Regions from separate parts of the Homo sapiens genome. Here region 2 is linked to region 1. The links are chromatin contacts, found by Hi-C or POLR2A ChIA-PET in ENCODE. All regions are on one chromosome and are shown on one strand. Each heading gives the region's core, a stretch centred on a gene start or an enhancer-like site at or near the end of the contact. The rest is flanking DNA. Distances are from core to core; before and after follow the strand shown.

Region 1 (4,158 bases), core at 417-2,916:
AAAAAAATGAAAATTAAAAACCTTATTGAAGTCCAGTTGTAGATATTGCTTTCCCCTCTTCTGCCAGGCTCATCACTCTATCATAGATAAAATTAAATTGGTGTGGCATAATTTGCACTTCACAAAATCACGTTGATTACGACCCAGTAGCTTGTACTCTTCTAGGTGGTTGCAAATTGATTGTTTGATGATTTGCTCTTGTATCTTCCCAGGTATCCAAGATAAACTGAATAGTCTATAATTACTACAGCTGTCCTTTTCCCTCTTTTAAAAAACAGGTACTCCATCTGCTGATTTTACTTGTCAGGACCTTCTTCTGTCCAACCTTCATTTTCTAAAATAAAGGCTGGTGGTCTTGCAATTATATTTGCCAATTCCTTAAGTGTCCTGGGATGCGAGTAATCAAGCCCTGCTGATTTGAATGTACCAAGCTTTCTGAAGTGCTCTTCAATCACTTCTTTCTCCTTGTTTGCCTTTGCACCTCCAAGATGATAGCACTTAATCCAGTTTAGTTTCCTTATCATTGCTGATTAAAAAGGAAAATGAAACAGGTTAAAAACACAGTGAAAGCCTCTGCTATTACAGTTCTTTGTTAATAGTTTTTATTTAGCAGTATCTGTTGATAGTATTTTTTTTTAGTAGTTTTAGTGGTTGCATTTTACATCCTATAGAGCAAATTCCTGCCGGTATTCTTCCTTCCATTTTTTCTCCCTTCCTGCCTCATTCATTCCTTCCTTTCTTCTTCCCTCCCTCCTATTTTCCCTCCTTCCTTCTCTCTATCTCTTTCTTTCTTTTAAATTTCTTACAGAGGATAAGATAAGGGGAAGGGAGGAAAAAAAGAGGCCAAGAATCCCACATCACATTATGACCAAGACATCTACTAATCACCAAATGCCCACATGCTCCCCACAATTTCTCAGCCTGTTTGTAGCTGGAGTGAGGGGGCACATGACTAGTTCTGGTTAATAGGTACTGAAGACCTATGAGTCCCCAGGATCTCTTTCCTCTGCACCAGTTAGCTAGAAGTCACATGTTCTGGATGGTGAACCAACAAAAGGCAAGCAGCGTGGACCCCTGAGTCACCATTAGAAGGCCGCAGTCCTGGAGTGTCATCAGATCCCCAGGGGACTATGTGTTAAGCCACAGATATTTGGGCGTTTGTTTTTTCTAGCTTATCATCACTAATACAGTACCAATTTCTGGGTTAATCAGATTAGGCTAGGTTTTTGCCAAGGGAACAAATTAACCCTGAAATCTAAGTGGCTTAACATGACAAAGGTTTGTTTCTTACTCATGGTATGTGGTAGCTAGTCTCCAAAAAGGGCTCCCAATGACTCTTCCCTCCTGGCAATCGCACCCTTGGAAAGTTACCTCCCACTCTGACTCTGCACGATCTCATGACTCATTTTAAACAAGGAAGTGTACAGAAATAAGTGTGGCAGAAGTGACACTGTGGCTCTCCCCAGTGCCTTAGAAATCCGGGCACTTCCTGATACTGCATTTGGAGCCATTCACAATATAAAATATCTGAAGAATGAACCTCTATGCAGAGGAGCACCAAAGTGCCAGACATAAGCAAAGAAGCATCTTTAGTTCAATCACAGTCAAGCTTCCTAAGCACCCCAGACCCAGGCACCATCTGAACACAACCACAGGACAGACTCTAAGCGAGACTGTAAGAACTCCCCAGGTGAGCCCAGCCAACTCATAAAATTGGAGAAGTAACAACAAATTGTTGTTTTAAACCATTTTGTATGGGATAGCTTGTTAGGCAGTAGTAGCAAACTGAAGCATCGTACATACCCAGTGTGGGTGAATGGGCATTGGGCTCCACACAGACATTCATGGAAACAGGTTGATATGGGTTACACCATCTTGTATCTGCACCATTGGGAATGCGACCTCTCTGATGGCAGTAGTAAGGGAAGAGAGGGCTGAGGGGTTCCACAACTTTTAAATGTTTCCATCTCTGCTCCCAGTCCATTGGCCGATGAGAATTATCAGGGAGTAAATGGAGATTCAATGCACATTACATGACTCTGCCACAGACCTTGCCAATAAAATTTGCCCTTGTTTCCTATAGTATTATAAGAAGGCTTATCCAAGTACCTACCACCCAACTGGCTTTCCAAGAATTATAAACAATGATGTAGGACTCGCTCATACATCTCACAGAACCAACTGGGTGTATCTCCTCCCAACTTCGCATTCTGTGATGCCATGTGGTAGCCAGAAGTCAAACATGGTAGAAATATTTGCACCATATAGCTTGGCAAATGCTACAAATCAGGGCTTTCTTCCCATGTATCTAGTTACACCAGATCCAAAATATACCTACTATTCAGGCTGCCTCTATATTCATGCATATTTGTTTATTATTATAGGTAGAATTTTTTAAGCTAGCCATTGATGGTCTCATTTCTTTCCCTATTGCAAACAGACCAATCTATGAAGTGAAGATGTTAACATAAACCTGATTAACCTTTTATTAATAATAAAAAGATGGCTGTTTGAAGTTTCTTCTATATAACCAGAATGTGCATATTTTAATACACAGACACTATGTTAATATTCACATTAGTACAGTATTGGAAATGTTGCTATAAAAGAAGTATTAAATGTACCTATTTTCAGTCAGCATCAACAAGGTTTTCACCCCTCCAGTAATTATTGCATCTAATGACACTGTCATAGCTACTGATTCATTCTGGAAGCTTCAGTATCTTTTAGGCTTTAGAGTTTATAAGACTAAACTCCTTTATTTTAAGCCTTGCTGAAAGAGTTAATTCAGTGTTCTGTTCTAGTTCACCAACTCTTTATTCCCAAACCTTCACCCTCCACATACAAACAATCAGGAGAAAGGCCATCAATAAGGTTTCAGCTTCTATTACGGGATATGAAGCAATAACATTTTAAATAGCACCTAGGAGGCCTGGAGGAATGAATACATCTTTCAGCAGTCTCTACTTTATAGCTCTGAAGTATTTTGAACCCTGAAAATCTGGATTATTTACGAGGAGATTGAGAAGGGTCCAGTTGGAGGGAAACCTCATTTCTTGTTTCTCATACAAACAAGAAAGGGTATGCTTTGATAAGGTTTGAATCTGTGTCCCTTCCCAAATTTCATGTCAAACTGTAACCCCCAATGTTGGAGGTGGGACCTGGTAGGAGGTGACTGGATTTTGGGAGCAGTTTCTCACGAATGCTTTAGCACTATCCCCTCGGGGCTGTTCTTGTGATAGTGAGCTATCATGAGATCTAGTTATTTAAAAGCGTGTAGCACCTGGCCGGGCGCGGTGGCTCATGCCTGTAATCCCAGCACTTTGGGAGGCCGAGGCGGGTGTATCACAAGATCAGGAGATCGAGACAATCCTGGCTAACGCGGTGAAACCCGGTCTCTAGTAAAAATACAAAAAATTAGCCAGGCGAGGTGGCGGGTGCCCGTAGTCCCAGCTACTCAGGAGGCTGAGGCAGGAGAATGGCGAGAACCGGAGAGGCAGAGTTTGCAGCAAGCTGAGGTCGCGCCACTGCACTCCAGCCCGGGCGACAGAGCGAGACTCTGTCTCAAAAAAAAAAAAAAAAAAAAGTGTGTAGCACCTCCCCCACCCCCAGCCCTTGCTTCTGCTCCAGCCACGTAAGGTGTGTCTGCTTTCCCTCCGCACCTTCTGCCATGATTGTAAGTTTTCTGAGGGCTCCCCAGAAGCAGAAACAACCTTGCCTCCTATACAGCCTGTGAAATCATGAGCCAATGAAACCTATTTTCTTTATAAATTACCCAGTCTCTAGTCTTTTTCTTTCTTTCCTTTCTTCCTTCCTCTCTCTCTCTCTTTCTCTCTTTCTTTCTTTCTTACTTATTTGAGACAGAGTCTCGCTCTTTTGCCCAGGCTGGAGTGCAGTGGCGCAATCTGGGCTCACTGCAACCTCCGCCTCCCAGGTGCAAACGATTCTCCTGCCTCAGCCACCCGAGTAGCTGGGACTACAGGTGCCTGCCACCACGTTTGGCTAATTTTTTGTATTTTTTAGCAGAGACTGGGTTTCACCGTGTTAGAAAGGAGGGTCTCCATCTCCTGACCTCGTGATCCACCCACCTCGGCCTCCCAAAGTGCTGGGATTACAGGCGTGAGCCACCGCGCCCAGCCTCCAGTATTTCATTATAGC
Region 2 (3,985 bases), core at 149-2,648, 67 kb before region 1:
GCAATTCTCCTGCCTCAGCCTCCGAAGTAGCTCAGATTACAGGTGCCTGCCACCACTTCCGGCTAATTTTTGTATTTTTAGTAGAGACAGGGTTTTACTATGTTGGCCAGGATGGTCTCATACTCCTGACCTCGTGATACGCCCACCTCAACCTCCCAAAGTGCTGGGATTACAGGCATGAGCCACTGCTGCCAGCCTTTTCCCCATTCTTCTAATTTTACCTGGGGCAAAGAAAGAAAGAAACTGAAACTGAAAATGGAATTCAATCTTATAAATGTAAAATGAGTTATAAGTACCACCTGTTAAAAGTGAAGAGATTAACAGTAGGAAGGCAACTACAGGAGCTTCATGTGCCTGTTAATCATGTTCTTAAAGCCTGGGAACTATGTTCACTCTAGAAGAGGTCTAATTTGGTGCAGTGGCTCATGCCTGTAATCCCAGCACTTTGGGAGGCTGAGTTGGGCAGATCACCTGAGGTCAGGAGTTCGAGATCAGCCTGGCCAACATGGTGAGACCCCGTCTCTTCTAAAAATACAAAAATTAGCCTGGCGTGGTGGCGGGTGCCTGTTGTCCCAGCTACTTGGGAGGCTGAGGCAGGAGAATTGTTTGAATCTGGGAGGTGGAGGTTGCAGTGAGCCGAGATCATGCCATTGCACTCCAGCCTGGGCAACTCCATCTCAAAAAAAAAAAAAATGGTTCTCTACAATAGTAGTGTTGTTCAAATAATTAGCTATTGATAATAGGTAGTGCTAGTAACAAAGGAACCAGATCATAACAATGCATTTGTATTTCTTTAAATTTTGCTCTTAAGTACCCTGCTGTTTATACAATAATTTGGCAGTAGAAATTGTCATATTTTATCATCTTAACAGAGAACATTTTTCTAAAGAAATATTGTATCTATCTACATAGAATTTAACCAAAATCTATGTCCTCAATTACTCTAGTCAATGGACAAATTACTCACTGAAGTCACAAAACACAATCCCAAAAAAATTCTTAACCACATAAGTTTCATGAGCTATAGTGAAGAAAATCTCTGAAAGACTAGTTTTCCACACTGAAATATATAAAATGATGGAGAACACTCTTTTTCTCCCTCACTCTTCTCACCACCACCTCCTTCCTCTCCAATTTTCTTGTCATTCAAAAGGTAAAGAACTAACTTCACAGACTCTTATTCAAACCAAGGAGAATAATTCTTTGTTCATGTTTCAGATCTTCTACTGAAAGCTTGTGCTTTTGAGATCATCCACACCATTCCTCACAAGCCCGGCCTCTTAAATGACTAACAGCATCCAAAATAGAACGCACAAATCATAGCAGCTGAAAGGTTACAGAGAAGCAAGTTTGCATGACAAAATTTTATTATACAAATTAATCAAGGAATGTTCATGTAAGTAGTTATCTTTGGCTGTGGAAGGAGGGGTGGGAAAGACAGCGAAGCTGAAGGGACTCTACAGCCATTTTCTGTACACTTGTATACTTGCGTGCTATTTAAAATTTTACAGCCAGGCGCAGTGGCTCACGCCTGTAATCCCAACACTTTGGGAGTCTGAGGTGGGTGGATCACAAGGTCAGGAGTTCAAAACCAGCCTGGTCAATATGGTGAAACCCCGTCTCTACTAAAAATACAAAAATTAGCCGAGTGTGGTAGCGGGCGCCTGTAATCCCAGCTACTCAGGAGGCTGAGGCAGAATTGCTTGAACCCAGGAGGCTGAGGTTGCAGTGAGCGGAGATTGCACCATTGCACTCCAGCCTGGGTGACAGAGTGAGACTCTGACTTAAAAAAAAACAAAAACAAAAACAAAAACCTTTTACAATGAGAATATAATCATACATTAATTGTGTAATATTTAAGAATTAGGCAAAAATCGTAAACAAAATAGAATGTTAACAATGAAAGGACTATCAGAGATGACCTAGTCCCAAATCTCCCAATTTTAATACTGTAGACTAAATGTGTAGGTCCCCCCAAAATTCATATGTTGAAATCAGATCCCCAATGTGATGGTATTTGAGGGTGAGGCCTTTGGGAGGTGATTAGGGTCATGAGGATGGATGGTGGGATTAGTGACATTATAAAAGGGACCCCCCAGAGAGCCCCCTGGCCCCTTCTGCCATGTGGTAACAGTGAGAAGGCACTATCTATGAGCCAGAAAACAGACATCAACAGACAACAAATCTATCAATGCTTTGATCTAGGACTTCCCAGCCTCCAGAACTATGAGAGGTAAATTTCTGCCACCCAGTTTATAGTATTTTGTTACAGCATCCTGAACCACCTAAGACATGTATAAATGGTGAAACTGAGACTAAGAGGATCTAACTGATTTACCCCAGGTCATAAAGTAACCCAATTCTGAACTCCCAAACTCCATTTAAAGGCAGAGTGGGGGACTGCACAGAGCTTCTCTGATAACAGCCAATCCACCCTGGAGAAAACAAGAGATGCCAGGGTCTGAGAGATGAGTTAATCCAGAAGCTATACAGAAATGCTTTTGTTTAAATACTGGAGGAAGTAAGGAAATATGCCAAAAACAGAGGATATGGGTTGTGGAAGAGGCAAGTATTCAAGTCATAGATTCAATCCAAGGATTTAGGATCTAGGATATGGGAACCAATCAAGACATTCGCTTCAAACTGAACCAACTGGTTGCCTCCAGCACTGCGAGAGATTAGGTCTTTCCTTTGGGAGTTTATTTAGTGGATCCATTTGTTGCAAACAGCCAGTGGGATGGGGTGGCAGCTGATGGCAGAGAGCTGGCTAAAATACAAATACTATATGTCAAAATTTTATTTTAAAGATCTTTGTGCCACTCTATCATGTGTCAAACATCAGTAGAGCAAATTTCTTAGGCCCTCTGAGTGACACAAGAGCAGATATAAAAAGTTACAGATCCATGGGTAAGAGGAGCTAAAATCCTTCAACTAGAATGAGAAGCAATCACTAAGGGCTATATCTTTTAGATTCCTTAACCTAGTAATATTATTTTCATGTGATTGGGACTGAGTCTCGGGAAATCTTTTGGGCCACTATTTGGCAGAATCTAAAAAGACTGTGAGTTTCAGTGGACACAAAAGAGATGAATAACTTAAGGATCTGGACACAAATGGTTTTGGTAACCATAATAACTTCTGCTAGTCATGTATCTGCACCATACTCTTCTCAGAAAGAAAAACAAAATGGTGTCTTACAGGACAATAGAATAATATTATAGAATTCTAAATACCAAAGTACATTGAGATTCAAGTTAACTTTCACATTTATTAAAAGTCTAAATAAAATTCTTGATAATCTCTAAAATGTATAAATCTGCTGCAGACATGTGCACATAAATTATAATAAAGAACGTTGGTATGCAATTTGATTCAAAGTGCTTTTTAGTAAAGTACATAATGATGCACGCTGAGGAGATGCAGGTATATTTAATTGGATATAATTAAAATAATGATGTGTGTTTAAAATAATAATATATTTAAAAATTTTAAATGTAAGTGGCTGAAGAACCTATAATAAAAAGTCAAAGCAGTAACTAGTTTTTGATTACCTGATTATTCACAGAGTTAATGCCTTTCATTTACCAAGTAATGCAGGTAATGCTGTAATAATGTCACACTGGAGGGATTCAGGAAGCCGTGCTGACAACATAGGTTTCTGCTTCCCCCTCTTCAAACTAGCTTTACCTTCCAGGTCTCTTCTCCTTATGCCAACTCTCTTCATCAAAAAAAGAAAAAATCGCTGGGCGCAGTGGTTCACACCTGTAATCCCAGCTCTGGGGGAGGCAGAGGCGAGAGGATAGCTTGAGCCCAGGAGTTTGAGACCTGCTTGGGCAATATAGCGAGACCATATTCTCAAAAAAAGAAAAAAAATCTTCCCAAGCACAGCTACAATTAAGGAAGAAAAGGTAAATGTTGACAGTTGTTGAAGCTGGGCAGTGGTAACATGAGCTTCAGTATATTTTTCCTCTCTACTTCCTTGTAT

What was found. A loop is a pair of places that touch in the nucleus more often than their neighbours do. ChIA-PET counts read pairs that join two places held with the same protein, here RNA polymerase II (POLR2A). Pooled maps may share reads with other maps.
Region 2: POLR2A ChIA-PET joins it to region 1 with 15 read pairs in AG04449. The contact joins two enhancer-like sites. A Hi-C loop is called at or near these places in 3 of 37 single-sample maps with no recorded cell type and 4 of 50 pooled maps. POLR2A ChIA-PET finds 5 or more read pairs at or near these places in 2 of 52 experiments (AG04449 and H1).

The regions. Positions count from the first base shown.
Region 1 is chr9:81,735,221-81,739,378 of GRCh38, reverse strand. The region is part of intron 1 of TLE1-DT (TLE1 divergent transcript); the gene reads right to left. Among named protein-coding and RNA genes, the nearest start is that of TLE1-DT, 48 kb to the right of the region's middle. Within about 2 kb of position 1,666, at least 10 of the 41 ENCODE cell types and tissues checked have a DNase peak (open chromatin) inside an H3K27ac peak, as active enhancers do.
Region 2 is chr9:81,801,849-81,805,833 of GRCh38, reverse strand. No RefSeq gene overlaps it. Among named protein-coding and RNA genes, the nearest start is that of TLE1-DT, 110 kb to the right of the region's middle. Within about 2 kb of position 1,398, at least 2 of the 41 ENCODE cell types and tissues checked have a DNase peak (open chromatin) inside an H3K27ac peak, as active enhancers do.